Linked DNA regions of Homo sapiens: region 1 is linked to region 2. The links are chromatin contacts, found by Hi-C in ENCODE. All regions are on one chromosome and are shown on one strand. The core of a region is the stretch at or near the end of the contact, and the rest is flanking DNA. Distances in the headings are between cores, read along the strand shown.

Region 1 (7,886 bases), core at 669-3,168, 370 kb before region 2:
GGCGAGATATGAACCATAGCTATAATAAACACAACTAGCATTTATTGAGTACTTAATATGTACTAGGCACTGTGCAAAGTATATTAAGTATATTTTCTTACTCTTCAAAACACTGTAATGAATAGACATTAATGCTTTAATTGTAAAGATGAGAAATTTACTGTATAGGTAGTTGCAGTAACTATCCCGTTTACTAATTGCCAGAACCTCCAGCAACAACATCTACTCCATTAACAATGTATTTATTTACCTGACTCCTGTCTTTCTTTCTGCACTGCATAGCTGGGTGTGCAGGGATTCCTGTCCTTGAGATGGGGAACTTCATGGCTTGGGGGAGATTAGTTTAGTTCACCCCATGATGAGGACACAGTGCAGGTGGGATGTCCAGGCAGAGCTGGCCTCCTACTACTGTTGGAAGAGAGTTTCCTGGAACTCAGAGGGCCCAAGGCAGAGATTTCAATGTTAAATCCCTTCAATTTTTATAAAATAATTAACATACAGGAATGGGAAAAGCACGTCACTAATAACGGAGAGAAGAGCCCTTAAGTTTGAAAGGTAGGCTCCTACTGAGGGGCCTGAGAATTTAAAGGGTAATTGTTCGATAAAAAGAGAATCATGGCTGCCATGTTATCTATTTCTATGGCATACTTATTTAAAACCGTCATCTAGAGAGCACGATTAAAGTATGTTAAACCCAAGTCATCTGTTTCCTTTTCCCTGGATTTTTGGGTGATTCTTTTGACAATTCTGGGTCCCACTGACTTAGACTTGTGGTTTTAAGCTATTATTGGTGAACCTCAAACCAGATGTTTCACGTGGGAGAGAGGCAATGTGGGAAGGCATGGTGGCATTTACATGCAGAGGCAGAAAGGTTGAATCAGCAAAGATTTCTGAGTCGTCTCATGCTCAGATATGACGTGCAGAGCAGTATCGTGGGGGCCACACCACGAATCTGGGAACCTGACTTCCAGGGCCAGCCCTGGTTCTGTCTTGCTGTTGTGTGGCTTTCAAGGGGCAAGTTACTTCCTCTACCTCAGGCCCTATGTCCTTCATTTGAAAGCTTTCTGCCAGTTGCCAATTCTCTAATTCCCTTTTCAATTCCAAGTTGTCTGATGTCAACTTTGTGTCCCATTTGCCCCCTTCCAGAATGTTCTTGCACACACCTCGGTCTGGTAACTCATTTCTTGAATTCTTTAGTTCATAGATTTGTATACATTCATCTTCTCAGCAGCAGTGCCTTCCCCTGACTTCCTGAGTCCACACATTATTCAAGCTTCAGTTACTCTTTCCCTCAGGGAGAGACTTTGGTTGACTTCTGGTCATGTTCTAATTCACCAATACAAAATTTTGATTCCTTAAGAAATCTAAATTCATTAAATATTAGGCTTATGCAGGATCCTCAGAAATCCACTAATTTTACATGGAGAGTAAATGAGGACGGCATAGACTTGACAGATAATAGAGATTCCACAATTTTTTTCAATTGTGTTGAATATATTTCTAGAACTTAATAGAAAACATCTATTTAGAATTTCCCTCCAAGACATAAGTTTTCTCTTCTTCCTAGCATTCCCTCCTTACTATTAGAGTTCATGGTAACCTTGAGAAATTAAAATGTTGCAAAGCCCATGCCCTCACCTCCACGGAGACACTGATAGGGAGGTGGTGTAAAGAATACTGGGATTAAAACTCAAGCTCTGTCTCTGACATTCATTCACTGTATGACCTTAGGAACATCAATTATCTTGTAAGGGTAAACTCTCTGTTTCCTTTTTCCTACTTCTCTGTTCAATTCCTAAGTGTGAAACCACTGGCGTATGAAGGCCCTGTGTAAATTGCAAGGAGCTGTACAAATGCAAGCTACTTTTGATAGGCAGAGAGGCCAAGTGCCTGCATGTGATGTAGTAGTTGCATGTGTGTGTAAGCAGGGGGTGTTATATATTTCACAACTGCTTGACTGAGATATAATTCACATGCCATATAATTCTTCTATTTAAAATGTATTTTTAATCAGTGAGATGTTCACTTCTGCCAAATTTATGTGGCACTAAGGCATCTTCTTTTCTTTTTATTGGCTTTATTGTATAGCTGGTTTCATCCAGGCTCATAGAAGCAAAAGCTCTGTCAGGTGACCTGGTTTGCAAGGCCCCAGCACCCCCGGCTTTCGGTATGAGTCGTCCTGATGTTCTTTTGCCTGTTCAGTCAGTGGAGGGGCAGGAAGGGGAAGGGTGGAGGAGAGTTCCCACCCTTTCCTGCCTAACAGCAGAGACCTCAAACCTGCACCAGCAAACAAAGGAGTAAGGGTTTCATGTATTTTGTGTTTCTTATTGCCTGATCCTAAACTTAAAACCATCTTTCATCTTGTTAAATTGTCAACTGTCCTTCTTTCTGTGTTTTTAAAATTATTTTAACAAGTCAAAATTGCCTGACTACTTGCAAGAGTACATCAGTAATACAAAATTACTACCAGAACAGAAAGTGGCATCAATAAATATCTGCATCCTATTCAGCTTTAGACAATGATTGTTAAAATTAACCATTGTTACTAATTTAACATGTAACTTACGACATGGAATACCTTTTCTCCCTACTAAGGCAAAAAAAAAAAAAAAGGACTCCAATTGGTCTTGACAGTACATGAGCCATTTTTATTGGAACACAGCATTATTTTTCAAAATTAATCTTGTTCATCACATCTAAAGTGGCTCCAGACCAAAACATAAGAGAGCTGCCAATTGATAGATCATTGACAGTGCTGGCTGCACTGTGACAGCTAAGACAGAGCCCCCAGGTAGCAGGGAGGTGAAAGGCCCTGTTGAGAGCTGAAGCTCAAACTTGTAGACTCTTTGTTCCTCTAACTCTCTCTAGCTTGGATTCTTCAGTCCTTTCTCAGGAGCTCAGTTTCCTCCCTAAACATTGGAAGAGAGTCAGGGTCTCTTCAATGCCCCGTGAGTTGTGGGAGGCTGCATTTCCACAATTCTAAGACCCAGCAGAACAAGAAGATGCACAGCCCCCATGTGTCTGCAGAAAAATGGGTGCCTATAGGCATGAAAAGTCAGACATGTCGAGACTTATCTCATTCCTTTCACCTAATTTTATAAATTCAAGGACATTTCCCAAGCTTTCTGCATATTCATAAAGAACACAGCAAAATTTGTCATTAAGTTTGATCGCCTCTTCTTTCAGCACCTGAGACTGTCTCCTTTCCACCCATACACCGTCAGATGTTACTTGGCATTAATGGAGTTTTGAGTCTATACCAGAAACAGATGAGGCAAGTTTGCTGTGTGGTATAAAGCTGACCCATGCTCTCTGACGTTGAGCAGCAAATGAGGACATATACATATATATGCATTTTTTCACAGTAAAGAAGCCATTTTTATATCAATTATTTCATCGGATCCATACTGCTACTTTATGAGGTTATGATATGAACGAGATAACGGAGGCTCTAAGACATTGGGCAGGCTGGGTGCGGTGGCTCATGCCTGTAATCCCAGCACTTTGGGAGGCCGAGGAGGGTGGATCACCTGAGGGCAGGAGTTGGAGACCAACCTGGACAATGTGATGAAACTCTGCCTCTACTAAAAATACAAAAAAAAAATTAGCCAGGCATGGTGGCAGGTGACTGTAATCCCATGTACTCGGGACACTGAGGCAGGAGAATTGCTTGAACCCAGGAAGCACAGGTTGTAGTGAGCCGAGATCACATGAAAAATGCACTCCCGCCTGGGCAACAGAGAGAGACTCCATCTCAAAAACCAAAAAAAAAAAAAAAAGAAAAAAGAAAAAAAAGACATTGGGCAACTAATGGAGGGGCGGCAGCAGAGCAGGGGGTGAACCAGGTGCCCTGGCTCCCGAGTCCAGCCTTCTGTCCAAAGCACCTTCTTCCTTTGGACAAATGCCAAAGCAGCTAAAATGCAGAGCAGATGGTACATAAAAAGTAAGTGCTCTGGGGGCACCAAGAAGGAAGGTGAAACCCAAAGCTTCCTCTTAAAGACAACGCTTGTCCCTTAGTTATATATTTATCTACAGACCTTTGCACAGAGCCTGAACAACGGGAGCATCATGAATGCTTGTTGAGGGGATGCTAAGAGCATGATGAGATGAGGAAGGTCTTACGAAGGAGGTGACATTGAGATGGACAAATAATGCTGGCACTTTGGAGGCAGGGAGGGCCTTTCCAAAGTTCTACAGATAAATGATGAATGGAAAATAGATACTCCAAGCATGAAAAATTAATCCATGTAGCTGGAGAGCTGGGATTATGAAGGGGAAATGAAGAAGCAAAATCCACATTATATTTGCTGAGAAACGTAAGTGTTCAAACAAGAAATTTGAACACTGTTCTCTAGACAATGAAGACCCTAAATCTAATGGTTTTGAGTGAAGTATTGACGTTTTCATGTGAGCAAATAAAAGATTAATTACAATAATCAGGCATTTAGTGGGCACATGGACAGGCATTTCTCTGGGCATATAGAGATTCATGCCCCATTAGGGACAGGACTCTGTTGACTGTTAGTAAAGCTCCCCTTGTTTGCTGCCTCATATTTGAGAATATATCTCTGGAATATCTTCTCCTCATCTCTTTCGTATGCCTTCCTCACTAGCACATTTACTTATGAGTAGGGTGGCCAATTCGTCTTGGTTTGTCAGGATGCTCCTGGTTTTAGCACTAAAAATCGTGCTTCTCAGAAAAACCCCTCAGTCCCTGAATGCATTTACTATGTATATGCTAACATCTCCCAAATCCCTAGCTCCAGTATAGTCTTTCCTCCTGAAATCCATACCCATGTATCCAGCAATGTTAAGGCAACTTCATTTGGGTGACTCAGAGTTAATTAAAACCTGAGATGTCTCTGACTATCCCATAACTTTCCTGCTTTCCAAAACAGCTCCCCAGCTATTGTCCCAACACAATCCACCCAGCTGCTCAAGCTGGAACCACAGAAGTGTCTTGTGACTCCTCTCTCTGACTCATCCCACTCACATCCAATCACCTCCTGAGGACCTCTCAGACATTCACCTTTCTCCTGTCCCACCGCCTCTATCCCAGAGCAAGCCACTGTTGTCTCTTCCTTAAATTTTTATAACAGAATCTTAATTTGGTCTCTTGCTCTTCTGACAAATATTTGTTACCACACCAGAATGATGATTTTAAAATGCACATATTATCCTGCAACTATGCTCTTTAGAAATCTTCAGAGGTTTATATCCAAACTCCTTGACCAAACTCACAAGGTCTACCATATCTGAGGATTGCCTACGTTCCTAGGCCATCTGCAAATAGAGTCCCACTCACTCCTGCATGAGGGGTAGGGAAAAGGCACAGGCTGGCATGTGATGCCTTTTCCCTTTCTCCTCACTAGCAATGTGAACTCAGTGAAAAATAATTCTTCCTTCTTCCTATTGGGGGAGTAGGTTTACAAATGCTCCACCAGCTCCCATTTTCCCAAAAAGAGACTTTTTATTAATCGAATTAGTGAGAACTCGAATTTATTAAACTATATTTTACTAGCAGGCAGGGTCTCTGTGTTAAATGCAGCTCTCACTTGGTATTCTGACACCTCCAAAGGTATACACGGCTCTCAACTTCTGTACTGCAAAATCATAAATCTGAATCAAGGTATTCTCTCTTTTTCTCTCTCTCTCCCTCTTTCTTTCTTTCTCTCTCCCTGCTACCCACCACTCTCCACCACCAATTTTCTCTGAAGACCTCAGCATACCTGGGTATACAGATCTAAAATTTAAATTCAAAGACAGGAAGTCCCAATTGAACTTCAAGTCTAAACCACAATTTCTTTTTCTCCCTCAGTTTTTTTATTCTGAGAGTTTTCAAATATCCAGAAAAGTTGAAAGAATAGATTAAGAGTACCCATAAACCAACAACCTACATTTAACTACTAGTAACATTCTTCTTTATCTCACTATATTTCTGAACCATTGAAAATAAGTTGCAACCGTCATGACACTTCACCCATAAATACTTGCTCATGCATGATTTAAGAGCATGTATATTCTCCTTCACAACCTCAATGTCATTGTCACACATAAGACAGCTAACAATAATGCCCTAATGTTGAATATCCAACTCAAATCCAAGTTTTCATAACTGTCCCAAGGATGTTCATTATAGTTTTTATTTTTTAAGTCAGGATCTATTTAAGATTTACACATTGCATATGGTGATGTTTTTGAAGCTCCATTTATTGGGCATTTACTATGTCCCAGAATACACAGCTCATTCTATTTAATTTTCACAAGAAAATTTGAGATAGCTTTTGTTATTATATAAAATGATGATAAAATACTTAGCTTTGAATACTCTGATGTATTTTAGTTATTCACTATTACAATCACAGAATCTATCACAGGGCATTAGATGTACTAGGTACTAACATATAACCACAATTTCCAATCCAGGGTGTACCAAAGCTGTGTTCTGAAGTATCAAATGCCTGCTGTGATGGTTAATACTAAGTGTCAACTTGATTGGATTGAAGGATGCAAAGTATTGATTCTGAGTGTGTCTGTGAGTACGTTGTCAAAGGAGATTAACATTTGAGTCAGTGGGCTGGGAAAGGCAGACCCACTCTTAATCTGGGTGGACACCATCTAATATTCTAGCCAGCACGGCTAGAATATAAGCAGGCAGAAAAACGTGAAAAGAGAGACTGGTCTAGCCTCCCAGCCTACATCTTTCTGGATGCTTCCTGCCCTTGAACATCAGACTCCAAGTTCTTCAGTTTGGGACTCAGACTGGCTTTCCCTGCTCCTCAGCTTGCAGACGACCTATTGTGGGACCTTACGATCATGTGAGTTAATACTTAACAAACTCTTATATGTATATATACACTCCCCTTCTATTTCATATATATAATATATGTATATATATATAATATATATATATACACACACATACTCCTATATATAGGAGTATATATATGAAATATATATTATTTATATAATATGTAATATTTTATTATTATATAAATTAGTTCTCACTAATAAAACTAATACTCTATTAGTTTTGTCCCTCTAAAGTACCCTGACTAATACACCTGCCTTTTGATGAACAAACTTTACTTCCCCAGTTAGCAATGGCTCCGTTTATTCACTCCATGTGTCAGAACTTCGGGGGGACACAGCTTAAATGTGATTCTCTCCATTATTCCATCCATGACCACCACTATTAGATCCCCTACCAATATTCTTCTATAGCAACCCATTCTCCTTAGGTGACAGATGCCAACTTATAATTCTTTGTTCAGACTGTCTTCCCCACTAGAATGTAGGCTTCATGAGGTCAAGAATGGTGACAGTTTTATTTGTTTCTATATCCTCAGTCTTAGGCAAAGAAGTTAGTGCATATTAGTACTCAACAAATATTTATGGAATTGGTGCAGAAAACTATGGTTCCTGAACTTTCTGAAAGCAGAACTTTCTCAGTTCTGCTGGAGGACTGAGGATCAGGGAGAATAAGCATGGGAAAGGTCTTTGAAAATCTAATAAGCTACGTGGCTACAAGTGAGTATCACGACTTCCTTTCTACACATTGAAACTTAATTTGGAACGGTGCTTGTGTATCGGCATCAGCCTTCACCAGGCCTCCTCTGTGGGGCAGAAATCATTTATCTTTTACTCAACTTTTATGTCAGAGCGTGTATCTTGGAGCTCCTATGACACACAGATTTGGGTTGTGCTTGATGGAATGTGTCCTGTAACTACAGAGATTATGAATATTCTAACCCCAGATTACCTCTACTTTCAATGGAATATGAAAGTCTGTCTTTCTCTCTCTCTTAACAAGACAAACGTGTATTCAACCAAAGTATTTATTTATCCAATCAGATCCATTATTAGCAGGTTTTTAAAAATGGCCA
Region 2 (7,362 bases), core at 1,917-4,416:
GACAATTCATCTACACGGCAGGAGAGGAAGCAATGCATAAGGACACAGGTTCAGGCTGGTGAGTAGATGGGTTGGTGTTAATTTACAGAGGTTTCCCTCTGAAAACTTCAATTTTCTCAGCAAGATCACCAGTGGAGATTGCACATGGGGGAGAAGGTGTCAGAGATTTGAGGAAAGAGATGAAGGTGAATAATAAAACTGTTGCATAGGAGCATGGGACCAAGAATGCACTAGGAGATTATCAAATGTTTGCTGCATTGCTGTAAGGGTCCACTTGAAATTAATGATCATGAATTTACAGCAAGACCAGAATGTTTTTGTCCAGCAGAGTCCAGATTCTAGCTGGTTGAAATGAAAGGCTATGGAATTTCAGTTGGGTAAATAGAGCAGTGATGACATATGAAAGACAGATAGTGGGAAAAAAATAATAGAATTAATAGATTGCAGGATGCTGTGAGGTTAAACGATTGTTGGAGTCAAGGGTACTAAGAGAAAGAAGCCAAAAAGATGGCAAAGGACAGAGAGAAGGATGCTTAAAATGGGAGACCATGGAGAAGTTGCTGTTATCACTGATAGTAATGAAATCATACATATGATTGTGGGAATGAGTACTTAGGTGGATGAGAAAAAGAAGAGGAGGCCAAGGGATTTGGAGGCCCCAGGGATAAAAGGGTCTCCTAAATGGATGCTGAGACCACTCACCCTGGTAATGTGTCACCTATTAATAGTGAGTCTGGAACTAAAAACTTCAAACAGTGCGGGGAGTGACCTAGGAGTTGGCACATGACTTCAAGAAGTAGTGGTGGGTGGTACAAACTGGGACCATGGATACAGAACTGGGGGGACAGTTAGAATATTGGAAGGAAAGAAAAAATGGTCGGGAGTCTCCCAGAAGAGGCAGGGACACCCCCCTCACCACATGTAAGCCCATTTTGGGAGAGAGGCAGTGTCCTTCTGGGAGGGCTAAGTTTCAGGGAATCAAAGGTAAAGGGAACCATCAGGAAAGAATGATGCTAGAGGTGTTTTGTATTGATGTCCAACCATATGAAGAGATCACAGGGAAAGAGTTACAGGAATTGGAAAAGATTTGATGAAAAACAGAAAGTTGTATTACAGATATTTGTGGGGGTCAGAGTCTGGGGCTGAGAGCTGACCTGAGGCAGTTGGGGTGACTGATCCAAGCAGGGCAAAAGGAGTGTTGGAAGTGGTGAGGGGTAGCAGATGCTGTGGAAATAAAGGGTTGAAGGTTTGTCAGGAGCTCTCAGAGTTCCAGGCTCCCACCAGCATTCTGCCAGAAACCCCAAAGCAGGCAGAAAATCCTCTTATTGAGGCATGCTAAACTCTCATTTAATGCTTTAAATGAATGAGTGAATGAATGAATCAATCAATCAATGAGCCCAACACTTTCATTCTAATGAAGAGAACAACCTCGACTCTGAAGGGGTGGAGTCCCTTGTTCCAGGACACAAGGTAGGAGAAGACACATCCCTTGGGTTGAATTTGGGTTGAATTTGGGTTGAATGGTAACACTCAAACTAACCAGCCCTGTCACCTTAAGCAATTTCCTCACCCAGGAACCTCGGTTTTCTAATTTGTAATTTTAAAAAATTTTAACAAGTAGATATTAAAAGCATCTGCTTCATCAGTTATTGAAGAAACTGGGTTAATGAAGTCTTAAAACTGTGCCTAGCATTTAGTAAACACTCTTCATGTGTTAGCTATGATTATTAACTATGAGTCCTGCTCAATGTCTTCATATCTAAAGCTTTTAACCCACATGTCCCCAAGTCTTCCAGCATTCTGAGCTCAACCTTTCCTAGTAAATCCACTTTAAATGACCTAAGTCCCCATTCCACATATACTGGAAAACCCAGTCTCTTCCAGATTTCCAAGGGCTTACTTTCTCCTCCCCACCCTGGCTCCACATTCCTGCTTCCTATGACTCCCAGGAGTTGCTAGTTTTCTCACTTCCTAAGGCTGCTGGCTTTCTTCCATCACCTCAACCCCTTTGGTGTGCAACTCAAACTCTCTCTTTTATTCCTCAGAGCAACCCTGATACCAGGCTTTCCTGGAAACCAGACACTTACTGAATATTGATAGTGAACCATGGCACCATGTGCATGGTACACACACAATTCATTCACCTATTTTCTTCATTAACCCTTTCTTCCGCCATCCTTGCCAAGAATTGCACAGTTTCTAGTTTTAAATTGATGGACTTCCTTTCATTACCAAGACTTTTTTTCTCTTCTTTAACTATTTCCTTTGCACTCCTCTTCATTATCTATACGTGTACACACACACACACACACACACACACACGTAATTTCCACCTTCCCTATGCAATGCATCAGGAAGACTCCAAATCCCTACAAATTCCTGTTACTTAATTACGCAGATCAGTTTCCACTCTCAACTCCAACCCTATTCCAGATTCTAGCCCTAACTTTGTGGTCTACTCTTCTAAATAGGAAGGCTTGACTGACTTTTTTTAAATTACTTTGTTTTGCTTTTTAGCACATTCCAGATGAAGTCCCTAAACAGGGCTCCCTTCCCAACGAGAATTTATTCACGTATTACATGCTTTATAAGGCACTATCCAGAATACCCTCCTTTGAAGTGAGTAAGAAATTGTATCAAAGTCCCGAGGGACAGGACCCCTGATGGGAGTAGAACATAGTCGCACAAGTGCCAAGACACCAGCGTTCATCCTCAAGGGTTCCATTCTGGATTGCAGTAGAAGCTCTTGGAGGGAAAGAGGTCCAAAAAATATGACACACAAAAGTTTTAATAAAGGTCAGCAGCATGCCATCAGCCAACCTCCAAGCCTGATGTGAGTTTACCCCACAGTGAAGGGACATAGGCAGATTGAAGCCACACAGGCGTTCCTGTGACCTGCAAAACATGAACAGGAAGTGCACATTTGTAGAAAGAAATACAGCCACTTTGCTCACTGCACTACCTAGTTCTGGAAGCTCATGTTTTACTCCACCTAAGAGAAAGGGGGAAATTAGAAAGAAGGAAAATGAGAAATGCGGGGTTTTTTTTTAAGAAAGAGAAAAGGGAAAAAGTGAGTCTATGATTGCAAGCAAGATCTTCTGTTCCCCTGCTCTGTCTCTTTAAGGGTGAATTTCAGACTCTGCTTTGCTTCAGGTGACAGCACAGGAAGTAACAGTGAGCCTGGCTCCTTTTTAAGTCTTAAAAAGAGAAAACACCCAATCCTGACTGTGAAAATTCAAGCAGAATTTGATTTATTCTTCACCATGAATGATTCCATTTAAAGCAGGAAATAAACTCTGATAGCAAAAATGTAAATCAAACCTCAATGCATGAAATCAGTCTTCATTTTCCCCCCTCTATTATCAAACTACCACTCCTTTTATTGGAACTATACAGTTGGCTACATCCACCTGCTTTCAAACACAATCTCCATCTTCATTCGGGCTACTATTAAGTTATACTGCTATAACTAAGTACTGTGAACTGAGTGGCTTATGAACCACTAAAATTCATTTCTTACAGTTCCAAGGCTGGAAGCCCCAGATCAGGTGCCAGCATGGTCAGGTTCAGGCAAGGGTCCTTTTCCGGATTGTAGGCTTCTGACTTCTTGCTGTGTCCCCACATGATGAAAAGAGAGGTACTAGCTCTCTGGCCTTTTCCTATAAGGGCACTAATCCCATTCATGAGGGCTCCACCCTCATGACCTAATCACTTCCCAAAGGCTCCACCTCCAAATACTATCACATTGGGGAATCAATTTCAAAATATGAATTTTAGGGGGTAACAGTTCATAACAGCCTGTCCTTGACATGAGATCACATAACCATGGCAAAGAGTCCCCCAACCATCATACTTCCTGCACACACTGAAAATGCAGTGTTATACAGCAACACTCTCTCTTGGTTGGAGTAAGTCACCATTCTGAAGTCAACTACGTCTTTTCATTCTGGCTTATAATTGACCAAAAGTAAAGGGGGAGAAGAAAGAGAAAAGAAAGCTCTTATATGACTACCCAGAGTTTTGTAACCTAGACATGTCTTCAAAGACATGACTTTTTTTCCTGAATGTTCTAAAAATGGATGTTATGTATCTGCTAAAAATATGATAATTAACAAGTATGCTTTGAATCACATAATAGCAAATGTCATTTTCCTGTAAGATAGAGTATCAGTCATGAGCACTAATGTCCAGAGAGAGAGTTAAGCTGCTGACCCTAAAGGGAGAGCCAGCTGCACAACTGTGCATGGGAGTGACCAGAGCAAGTAGCCGAGACAGAGCAGACAGGGTAAGAGAACTGCTGATGAGAGAGCTGCTGAATAAAGCTGTATTTCACCTACCTACGGCACCCCCAAGTGTTCTTTCAGCTATCTGCCATTCAGTCACCCACTCCCTTTGGACCTCAGCTTGGGCTGGAGCCTGACCCTGAATCTAATACCACGCCTTATCTTTTCTTCATGAAACACCCTGAGACAGAATCCTTGTCTCAAGTCACACTATAGCAATAAAGTGGGTCCTTTTCTGCCCTCAAAGAAGAGAGTGCCTGTTCCGCATCTCTTTACTCATTTAGCAAACACCTATGATGATTTAGATTCTGAAGTTGGAAAAGTGAATGTGTTTCTAAGGTGCTCTCAGCCTCATTGGTTACAGAATATGCTTGGCTTCATGGTTCCCCCAAAACTCCGGGCCTCACACTGAACTTAACTTTGTCAATAGCTCAGTGAAGCAGAATGCAGATCATGGCTGTGCTCATTTCAGCATGCTGGTTCCCCCTCCCCTGGGCTCCAGCGGGACTGAGTCAGGTGTCCTTCCTTTTTTGCATTATCCACCAAATATGTGTCTTCACCTTGCCACTCAGAGTGTGACACAGGAACCAACAACATCACATCATCTAAAAGTTTTTTAAAAATGTAAACTCTCAGGCCTCTCTTCAAACCCACTGAGTCAGAATCTGCACTTAAAAGATCCCCAGGCAATTCAAAGGGACAGTAAAGTTGCAAAAGTACAGGTTCTCCAATGCAGCTTCACAATGGCCTCATCCGGGGAACCGTAAAAAATAAAGGTGCCAGGGTCCCACTTCAGAGACTAATTTATTCTGTAAAGGATGCCAGCTGGGACATTGGACTGTTTTAAATCTCCCCAGATCATTCTACTGTGTAGCTAAGTTTCAGAACGCCTGCAGTAGACAGGACTCACCTGTGTGGAGAAGCACCTGGTGTTATCTCAGAATAGGCAGAGGTGGGAGTGAGAATAAGGAAGGGTAGGGGCCAAGGACCTGGGAAGGAAGGCATCATCAAGACACGCTCTGAGATGGCCTCTAATTAACCTCCAATTGGACAGCCTCTCATGTAAGCCCTCACTTTACAAGAAGCCAAAGTCAGGAAAAGGTTGATTACTTGCCACAGTCATAAAGCAGGTGAGAATCAAAATAGAAAGCTGTCCAGGTTGGGGGATTGGAGAATGCCAGCAGCAAGAACTCTCAGCCTATTAAATGATTGATGTCTCTGCTATTCTCCCCACTCCCTTTCTGTGGGGCTAGCAATGTCCACAGGTGCTTCCACTCTGTTAACTCTACTCATTCCCTTTGTGCAAACCATAGAGGCTTTCATGGTTGCTACAACTCACCTGTACATTTGGCTCTGCGCTTCCTATGATCAATCCAAAAACCAAGATACAGTCAGTCTTGTTACCACAAAGTAAAAAGTGTCCCAGCTCCTCAGAGGAAGCAAAGTCTTTCCTGGCCCTTGCTCTAGGCTTCATCTAGAAGGAAGCTGGAGCAAGGACCTAACGCACACTACCTCAAAGACATCCCACACAGTAATAGTTTTCATAAAGCCATTATGTATAATATCTCTGGATGTAAGCCAAGGAAATAACATTAAAATGCATGAAAATTCTGCTGGGGACTAAGAACATATGGTCCAAGTGCACAGCTTGATGCAGGAATAAAAATTAGCACAACTAGAGGAAGGGATAAACAGCATGCCCTTCAAACAAGTCCTCATAAATATCACTTCCATTATCCAGGCTTTTGATAAAGCAGTCAAGGATTAAGGTTCAATTCACTGCCTCAAATGCCATTGCTTTATGTCATGGATTGAAGGAGAAGCCCAAACAAGCAAATAGTAGGGTTTCCATTCATTTGTGAAAACTCATAACTCTATCCAAGACATTTAGGAGAATAGAGGATCATGTGTTTTGTGCAAAATGGGGTCAAATGTCTATCCAAAAGGAAAATCCAAGAGTTTTCTCAAAACAGTTTGTCTCTATTACAACACACAAATATACAAATGATTGATCAAGTCTTGAAATTCTTTTTTTTTTTTTTAAGACATTCTCACTCAGTCACCCAGACTGGCGTGCAGTGGTGACATCTTGGTTCACTGCAACCTCCGCTCCCAGGTTTGAGCAATTCTCCCACCTCAGCCTTCCAAGTAGCTGGGATTACAGGCATGCACCACCACACCTGGCCAAGTCTTGAAATTCTATACACCATGCATGGTATATAGAATGTACCTACATGTCTCCATGGTCCCTGTTTCTAAATGACATGAGAGTCCTGGGGCAACACTTGGTCAGAGGGCTGGGCTTAAGGGAAATTCCTGCAGAAAAGAGAACATCAAATAAATCTTGAGAGATGAAGCAGCTGTCAATCAGTCAAAATGTGCAGGGACGATCTGAATTGGAGAATAGCCTGAGCTTTAGAGGTGGGCATTGCTGAATTGTTGGAGGGAGAGTGAGAGCTGGACGGGCAGCCTGCCTGGGTGAGGGGAATGGCGTGTATGGGGGAGTTGTGGAACATGCAGGTCAATTCTCTCCACTCCAATAACACTCATCCCTCATTCAAGAGCTCAACTTATAGAAAGGCCCATCATTTGGTGGTTCAAGCAGAAAACAGCACCATCTTCAACTCCCTTCTCTTCATCATTCACATCTATTGGCACCATGTCAATTCTGCCAATGGAATATCTTTCAAATCTATTCCTTCCAGCTACCTCTACTTCTCTTAGCTCAGACCTTGTCACGTAGGTTGCATGCCATAAATCATGACCACCAAAATCTGCCTTTAGAAAGTGTGATGGTTAATACCGAGTGTCAACTTGACTGGATTGACAGATACAAAATATTGATCCTGGGTGTGTCTGTGAGGGTGTTGCCAAAAGAGATTAACATGTGAGTCAGTGTGCTTGGGAAGGCAGATCCACCCTTAATCTGGTGGGCTCAATCTAATCAGCTGCCATCGAATATAAGACAGGCAGAAAAACGTGAAAACGAGAGACTGGACTAGCCTCCCAGCCTACGTCTTTCTCCCCCATTCTGGATGCTTCCTGCCCTCAAGTTCTTCAATTTTGGGACTCGGCCTGG

What was found. A loop is a pair of places that touch in the nucleus more often than their neighbours do. Pooled maps may share reads with other maps.
Region 1: a loop to region 2 is called in a map of naive thymus-derived CD4-positive, alpha-beta T cell, with 2.0 times the contacts of the local background. The contact joins two enhancer-like sites. A Hi-C loop is called at or near these places in 2 of 168 maps with a recorded cell type or tissue (mesothelial cell of epicardium and naive thymus-derived CD4-positive, alpha-beta T cell) and 9 of 50 pooled maps.

Annotation. Positions count from the first base shown.
Region 1 is chr2:12,495,948-12,503,833 of GRCh38, reverse strand. The region is part of intron 4 of MIR3681HG (MIR3681 host gene); the gene reads right to left. Among named protein-coding and RNA genes, the nearest start is that of TRIB2, 220 kb to the left of the region's middle. Within about 2 kb of position 1,918, at least 9 of the 41 ENCODE cell types and tissues checked have a DNase peak (open chromatin) inside an H3K27ac peak, as active enhancers do.
Region 2 is chr2:12,123,500-12,130,861 of GRCh38, reverse strand. The region is part of intron 2 of MIR3681HG (MIR3681 host gene); the gene reads right to left. Among named protein-coding and RNA genes, the nearest start is that of MIR3681, 72 kb to the left of the region's middle. Within about 2 kb of position 3,166, at least 5 of the 41 ENCODE cell types and tissues checked have a DNase peak (open chromatin) inside an H3K27ac peak, as active enhancers do.